Linked DNA regions of Homo sapiens: region 2 is linked to region 1. The links are chromatin contacts, found by Hi-C or POLR2A ChIA-PET in ENCODE. All regions are on one chromosome and are shown on one strand. The core of a region is the stretch at or near the end of the contact, and the rest is flanking DNA. Distances in the headings are between cores, read along the strand shown. Region 1 has its middle 18 kb from the start of CYB5D2. Region 2 holds the start of ANKFY1 (ankyrin repeat and FYVE domain containing 1).

Region 1 (4,008 bases), core at 1,028-3,527:
TCAGGTGGTGTTTGGTTACGTGAGGTTCTTTAGCGGTGATTTCCAGGATTTTGGGGCACCCATCACCCAAGCAGTGTACACTGGACCCTTTTATCCCTCACCCCAACCCTTTCCCCTGAGCCCCCAAAGTCCACTGTATCATTCTTAATGCCTTTACGTCCTCATGGCTTAGCTCCCGAAAAGTAGTTATTTTAAACATACTAGCTGCCTGAACTTACTGTGCCCTTGGCCCAGATTTCAGCTCATAGCACCGAGCGTGATCACTGAGGCAGTCTCAGTCACCGTCACCTGACCCCTCTGAAGTTCTCAAGAGGATCCACTCATGAGGAGCTTTCTGCTGGCCGAGGCGTGAAGGGCGACTGGCACTGTGGGTTTCAGAGAATGCTAAGGACAGTTTCAGGCCTTGCAAATTAAAACCTAGTGATCCATAAAGCCCCTGTACAAATCACTACCAATCAAGCAGCTCACGTGGCCCTCACGCTGTCCTGAGCAAATGTATTCCCTTTTTCCTGTCTTCCATTTTGCTTACCCCTAGGTCAGACTAGCTGTGGTGATTGATAGAGCTCATAAAGCTCATTCTCCAGTGGCTTTTCTCCTAGTTAATATGCATGTGAAGTGTTTCCACAGGACAATCCCAAGTAATCCTCACAGCTGCCCTTGAGGCGAACAGTGCTAACCACGCTGTCACTGGTTATGATAAGCGAAGCACAAACAGTAACCAGGCACATCAACTTCCACACGTTTGCCCAGCCAGGGAGAGCACTGGGTTTTAGTTCTGCTTTTTTATTCATGAGCTGAGAGTTCTGGGCGAGTTTCCTAACTTCTTTGCCTCTGTTTCCCTATCTACATAATGGGGGCGGGACTGTAGTCCTTAACTGACAGGGTTGCCTGGAGGAAGGTGATCAGTAATGTGTCCTTCTCATCCAAGTACCCGGATTCTGGTGTGTGCACCGCAGGCTCTTCTGGCAGTATCTGCTGCCACCGGAAGAAATCTGGGGGCTCTGGCAGTAGGAAGTACTCTCAAGGCTAGGGTCCAGCCTAGGGTTGTTGCCCTTCTCTGAGGCACCCACAGACTTCTGAGCAGGCACAGTCCTAACCTCCCCATTGGGGCCAGCTTTCAGAGTACAGCTTTGCCTAGAGCAAAGTGAGTGTGGGGCGGGGCGGGGGTCACGCAGTGGCTCAGCTGTGACCAAAAAACGTCAGACTCTTCACTCTTAGATGTTTATAGAAAACTGTAATCTCAGAATGAAAAGGCAAATGTTGAAACTTCTTTCAAGATGACTTCTTTATTTTTGGGTTTTGTTTGTTTGTTTTGGGAGAGTCTCTCTCTGTCGCCCAGGCTGGAGTGCAGTGGTGTGATCTCGGCTCACTGCAGCCTCCACCTCCCCAGTAGCTAGGACTGCAGATGCGTACCACCACACCCAGCTAATTTTTGTATTTTAGTAGAGATGGGGTTTCACCATGTTGGCCGGGCTGGCCTCCATCGAACTCCTGGCTTCAAGAGATCCGCCCACCTTGGGCTCCCAAAGTGCTGGGATTATAAGCGCCCGGCCTCCTTCACAATGTTGGAGTGGAGTGCAGCTGCAAAGGCTTTGCCTTGACACTGTGCTCACTGGTGTGGCAGAGATCAGACTCGCATCACAAAGCCCAGCTCTGTCACCCGACGGTTGATGTAACTATTAGAAGAGGTGGGGAGATATTTATGCCCCTTTTCTGGGCCATAAAATGGGAACTTCTCAAGGCAGGCATAGAGATTAAATGAGAACAAGGCCTGGCCCAGCATAGTTGCCCAATATGTATGTTTTCTCCTTCCCTTCCTTCTGCCAGCAAGTCTAACTGCATGCTCAGCCTAAGCTGAGCTTATCTGTGGCTTCCATCAGGGCCTTGCCCTTCCTCCCCCATGGTTTTGCCCAGGGCCACCTGTACTGGAGAGGGAAAGGCCAGGCATTTCTCCAGTAATTACCAGCTTCTCATGGCTGAGCCCTTCAGGCCATTAAAATGACAACCTACTCTTGCTGAACCTAATTCTTTGCTGAATCCTTTGCCCTGACATGAGAGATGTGTTACCAGATTAAGTAGGAAGGTAAGTACCATAAGGTAAGTATCAAAAAGGAAATGAATTCTCAACTGAGCAAGGAACAGAGCAGGCTGCTGAAGCCAGCCAAGTCTGTCCTGGAGCCTGCACGCAGGGCTCTTGCATCAGTCAGAGATCAGGTACCCTCTAGGCACGGCCAGAGCCCGCAGCTGGCTGGAATGACTAATGCTCCTTTTTGTTTGTTTGTTTTTTGAAGGATCAGAACATCTTGGGACCTGGCCCTCACACTCTCCCTGCATTCCTACCGCAAGGACAGCCTCTGGCTGCTCTACTGGGTTTATTCCACCATACTATAAGCCCCCTGAGGTCGGAAGCCTTGCTTCCTCGACCACCCAACCCTAACGTGATGCCTGGCACATAGTAGGTTCTTGGTAAGTTATTTGCTGAATGACTAAGGAGGACTAAATCATGGGCAGTAACTAGTTTCCAGTTAGCATGGAGTTGGGGGCTGTTTCTGGTTAATAGAGAAGTCTCAGCACTGAGCTCAGGGACTGCCTAGAACTCAGAAGAAAATCCTAATTTCAGCTCTTCTTTCTGTCTGCTCCTGGTCCTGCCCCAGGGAGGGCAGAGACATACAGAAATATGGAGGAGTGAAAATGGCACCGAATCAGGCATCCAGAGCTTTGAGTTCTAGGCTCAGGTCCATGCTCAGTGACTTAAGTTCTATGTGCCTTTATTGCCTTATCTCCAAAAAGTGCGGTGGCTCACGCCTGTAATCCCAGCACTTTGGGAGGCCGAGGTGGGCAGATTGCTTGAGCCCAGGAGTTGGAGACCAGGCTGGGCAACAAGGTAAAACCCCATCTCTACAAAAATAAAAAACTAGCCGGGCATGCTGGTACGTGCCCATCATCCCAGCTACTCGGGAGGCTGAAGTGGCAGAATCTTTTTGAGCCCGGGAGGTCAAGGCTGCAGTGAGCTATGATCACGCCACTGCACTCCAGCCTGGGCAACAGAGTAAGACCCTGTCTCAAAAAAAGAAACAACTCTGCACGAACTTCCCACACGCTAGGTGCGGTGGATATAGGGGTACAGCGCTGAGTAAAGTGGATTATAGGGGCATGGTGCTGAGTCACGTGGATATAGGGGTGAGGAGCTGAGTCACATGGATATGGGGTAAGGCTCTGAGTCATGTAGATATAGGGGTACAGCGCTGAGTAATGTGGATTATAGGGGTACGGCACTGAGTAAAGTGGATTATAGGGGTACGGAGCTGAGTTGCGTGAATGTAGGGGTACAGCGCTGAGTTGTGGATATAGGGGCACAGAGCCGAGTCGTGGATATCGGGGTATGGAGCCGAGTCGTGGATACAGGGGTACGGCGCTGAGTCATGTGGATACAGGGGTACGGAGCTGAGTCATGTGGATTATAGGGGTACGGAGCTGGGTCGTGGATATAGGGGTACGGAGCTGAGTCATGTGGATTATAGGGGTACGGAGCTGAGTCATGTGGATATAGGGGTACGGAGCTGAGTCGTGGATATAGGGGTACGGCGCTGAGTCATGTGGATTATAGGGGTACAGAGCTGAGTCATGTGGATATAGGGGTACGGCGCTGAGTCATGTGGATATAGGGGTACGGCGCTGAGTCATGTGGATATAGGGGTACGGACAGTCGTGGATTATAGGGGTACAGAGCTCAGTCATGTGGATATAGGGGTACATAGCTGAGTCATGTGGATATAGGGGTACGGAGCTGAGTCATGTGAATATAGGGGTACGGAGCTGAGTTGTGGATATAGGGATATGGAGCTGAGTCGTGGATATAGGGGTACGGAGCTGAGTCATGTGGATATAGGGGTATGGAGCTGAATCACACTGGGGCTCTGTCCTCAGAGTGTCTGAGGTCCAGTGCAAGAGGTTGATAGGAAGTTCATGGTAAGAGCCCACTGTGATATGAGCACAGCCATGGAGCAG
Region 2 (4,008 bases), core at 799-3,298, 100 kb before region 1:
TCTAAGCTCCAAATTCCTCCTCCACTCCACCTCACTACCCACTAATGCTTATCCTTAACAGCACCTAAAGCTTCTCCAACTTTAAATCCTCCTTTTCGTTTCTGACACTCTTATTCTGTTCTCAGATTCTTCTTTTTAAATTTCTTTTCTTTTTCTTATTTAATTTTAGAGACAGAGTCTTGCTCTGTCACCCAGGCTGCAGTGCAGCGGCAGGATAGAGCTCACTGCAGTCCCAAACTCCTGGACTCAAGCAATTCTCCAGCCTCAGCCTCAGCCTCCCAAGTAGCGACAACTAAAAGCCTGCACCACCAGGTATAGCTAATTCAGATCCTTCCTTCCAACCTTTTGTCTCTTACTCCTGGCTGTCCTCCAAGGCCACCACTTTCCCTGCAATCCTGAACTATTGATGCATTCTTTTGATTCTCCCTTGAGTAAAAGTCTTTTTTGAAAGGTCTCATGCTGGGCCGGGCATGGTGGCTCATGCTTGTAATTTCAGTACTTTGCGAGGTTGGGGTGGGAGGACTGCTTGAGACTAGGAGTTCAAGACCAACCTGGCCAACAGAGACTCCATCTCTGAAAAAAAAAAAAAACAAAAAACAAGAAAGGTCTCATGCTATTCAGCTATGTTACTGTTTAGCCCTCCATTTTGCAATTGTCTTAACTAATCGTATAGTCCTCCCCACATTCACCAAAGATTTTAGCTCCTGATGCTCCTTTCCTTTCCTACCTCTAAATCCCAACATCTAATTTTCCTGCCTTCTCACTTCCACTTCAGCCACTCTATTCCGTGGCTCTGTCCTGGACTTTTTTTTTTTTTTTTTGAGACAGAGTCTCACTCTGTTGCCCAGGCTGGAGTGCAGTGGCACAATCTTGGCTCACTGCAACCTCTGCCTCCCGGGTTCAAGCGATTCTACTGCCCCAGCCTCCCGAGTAGCTGGGATTACAGGCATGCACCACCACGCCCGGCTAATTTCTGTATTTTTAGTAGAGACGGGGTTTCACCATGTTGGCCAGGCTGGTCTTGAGCTCTAGACTTCAGGTGATTCACCCTCCTCGGCCTCCCAAAGTGCTGGGATTACAGGCGTGAGCCACCACGCCCGGCCTGTCCTGGACTTTTCTCATCTCCTAGTGCTACTTCACTATGAACCTGTTTGCCACTTTAACCACCAAGCTCTCACAACATTGCCTGCACTGCACTGGCCTTCAATTATCAGAGACCTGCAGTTTCGTGGCTCCTCCATCAGTCCCTAGCCAGTCTGTATCCCACGTTTGATGGCCTGGGCTGTCGTCTCATAGCACCCTCAATTTATTTTGGGCAATGCAATCCCAAGCCCTGGATAAATGCTATAATTCAAAATATCTGCTACTGCAGCCTGGTGGCTGAGTTCTAGAAAAAAGTGATCCATCAACACATACATGAGGCACATGAAACCAGGCCTTCCAACTTCAGCGTCCTCTTCCAAAGTTTCTTTGCTCTTCTTGGTCTCCTTCCTTGTCTCATAACTTCACCCATAAAATCGATGTCATCAAACGATCTCCCTGATTTTCTTCCCCCCTATATATCTGCACGCATGTTCTTGTTTCCTACCGTTTTAGTGGAATAACAGGTGACCTGCCTCTAGTCTAAATTTAATCCGTTTTCCTGAGTTCTGCATCGCATGCAGAGCATCCTACCTCCCCAGGGACCTCTCCACTGACTCCTTTCTCCCAGCCTCTCCTTTCTTTACAAACCTAAGGACCAACAAACCCCCTCTCTCGACCCTCTCATTGCCAAGCTTCTCCAGAGTAGTCTGCATTCGTTGTGTCATCCTTTTCGGTGCCCTGCCAAGGACGTGGAATATGACAGGGCTCAGTCAGTGCTTAATAAATCTCGAGCCTCAAAAATACCCGGTAAAAAGAAACCCGGCTCTCCGCTTCCCCCAGAGTCCAGCAACCCCCTCCGCTTTCATTCACCCACTTTCCTACCCTCGGCTCCGCCTTTTGCCGCGCCTCCCGCGATTCTCGCGAGACTTGGTGATTCCGTTCCGCACCGCCCCGGTTGAGCCGCGCACTTCTCGCGAGGTTGCAGGCAGTGCCGGGCCAGACATGGCGGAAGGTAGGGTTTTTTTGTGGAGCCGCGCGGGAAGACACGGAGCTGTGGGGGCGCTGCTGGCCGTGCGAAGCTGCCGTGGGAGGGGAAGGCCGGGCGTGGTTGCATGGGGGCTCCGCGGGTCTCGCGAGCCTTCCTGTCTAGCCTCTCCGGAGCTTCTCGGGCCGGGGTCCGGAGCGCGGTTCCTATGACAACGTCCCTCCCGCGATGCCGACCCCGCGGGACTGCGGCCGGCTGCGGAGCCGGGCTGGCAGGTCCCGCGCCGGTGCTGCGTGCAGCCGCGGGGCCCCGAGGGCAGCACGGGAGGCTCTTGATTGCCGGCGGTGCCGGGACGCCGGGGGAAGTAAGCCTTCTCCTTAGGAAATCGAAACTGCTGTCCTGGCACGTTCTGCATCCGGAAGGGGTCCATCCCTCGCTTGCGGAAGAGCGTGGGTCTCCTCGGGCTGGGTTGGGGTGAGGTGGGGTGGGGTGGGGGCGAGGCAGCAGCGAGCTGGCCCACGCTTCAGGCGGGCGCACTGGCGGCTCCGGCTCTGCTGCAACCCCAGCCTTCAGGCCAGGCGTACAGATGAAGACGGGAGGAAGGGGTTTGCGGGAAGGGAGTTGGCCAAGGTCACACTGCTCACAAGAGGGCTGCTCAAACCAGACCTCTGTGCCTTTGCCTCCCCGTCCAGTGCCTACCCTCTGGTCTCGTGCACTTTTCATGACATTGCAGCTTAAGGCACTCTGGTCTCTCAGAGTCTGCCTGTCTTAATGTAGCAGTAATTAGAAGCCTTCATTGTCAAAGCCTTATTGTACACGTAGGGGGAAAGAAGGCCCAGAGACGGGGAGTTACCTGTCAGGAATCGTGCAGGGACATTGTTGGATCTGGGCAGCCTGGTTCTCCTCTTCACCCCATTATTGGAGAACAGTATTCCTTATTTGACCTTTGTTTATTGAGTGACTGCAGTGTGCTTGGCCACGACCTTTCCTGTTGGTTTTGAGCTTTGACTGAACCCATCACTTGATGGATCTTAGATTTGGGCAGCACCTGACAGTTGGTCGGCTTTTCTCATTTGCATTAGACTTCAGATAACCTCGTGAAGGAGGCCTGGCGTGTGTATTTGCCTTTATTGATAAAGGAATTTAGGCAAAGTTACAGAGATAGCTGTGACTGACACCCAGTTGGTTTTGGGGGGTGTGTGTGTGTGTTTTGAGATAGGGTCTCGCTCTGTCCCACCGGCTGGAGTACAGTGGCGCGGTCACGGCTCACTGTAGCTTCAGTCTCCTGGGCTCAAGCGATCCTTCTGCCTCAGCCTCCTGAGTAGCTGGGACCAGGGGCGCTCGCCACCACACCCGGCTAATTAAAAAGGGGTGTGTGTGTGTGTAGACAAGGTCTTGGCCCCGTGTGGTGGCTCGCGCTAGTAATTTCAGCACTTTGGGAGGCCGAGGTGGGAGGATCGCTTGAGGCCAGGAGTTCAAGAGCAGCCTGGGCAACATGGCGAAACCTCGTATCTACAAAAAATACGAAAGTTAGCCAGGTGTGGTGGCACGTGTCTGTAATTCCAGGTACTCGGGAGGATGAGGCACAAGAATCGCTTGAACCCGGAAAACGGAGGTTACAGTGAGCTGAGATCGTGCTACTGCACTCCAGCCTGGAGTGAATGGAGTGATGGCGGGTGCCTGTGGTCCTCGCAGTAATACTAGGGAGGTGGGAGGATCATTTGAATCCGGGAGGCGGAGGTTGCAGTGAACTGCACCAGCCTGGGCGACAGAGTAAGATCCTGTCTTAAAAAAGAGAGAGACTAGGTCACACTATGTCACCCAGGCTGGTCTCCCAACTCTTGGGCTCAAGCAATCCATCCGCTTTGGCCTCTCTAAGTGCTGGGGTTGCAGGTATGAGCCATCGCGCCCGGCAGGCACCCAGTTTTTGTCTTTACTTT

Evidence for each region. Hi-C counts contacts between places; a loop is a spot of excess contacts on that map. ChIA-PET counts read pairs that join two places held with the same protein, here RNA polymerase II (POLR2A). Pooled maps may share reads with other maps.
Region 2: a loop to region 1 is called in a pooled map, with 2.0 times the contacts of the local background. The contact joins the promoter of ANKFY1 here to the enhancer-like site in region 1. A Hi-C loop is called at or near these places in 4 of 50 pooled maps. POLR2A ChIA-PET finds 5 or more read pairs at or near these places in 4 of 52 experiments (OCI-LY7, PC-9, activated CD4-positive, alpha-beta T cell and 1 more).

Annotation. Positions count from the first base shown.
Region 1 is chr17:4,159,665-4,163,672 of GRCh38, reverse strand. No RefSeq gene overlaps it. Among named protein-coding and RNA genes, the nearest start is that of CYB5D2, 18 kb to the right of the region's middle. Within about 2 kb of position 2,277, at least 14 of the 41 ENCODE cell types and tissues checked have a DNase peak (open chromatin) inside an H3K27ac peak, as active enhancers do; they include PC-9, where a contact is called at or near this core.
Region 2 is chr17:4,262,019-4,266,026 of GRCh38, reverse strand. It overlaps ANKFY1 (ankyrin repeat and FYVE domain containing 1), which reads left to right and starts at 2,048. Exons shown (of 25, transcript NM_001330063.2): 1 at 2,048-2,095. The coding sequence starts at 2,086. RefSeq lists an enhancer at 1,862-1,951 and a silencer at 2,602-2,751.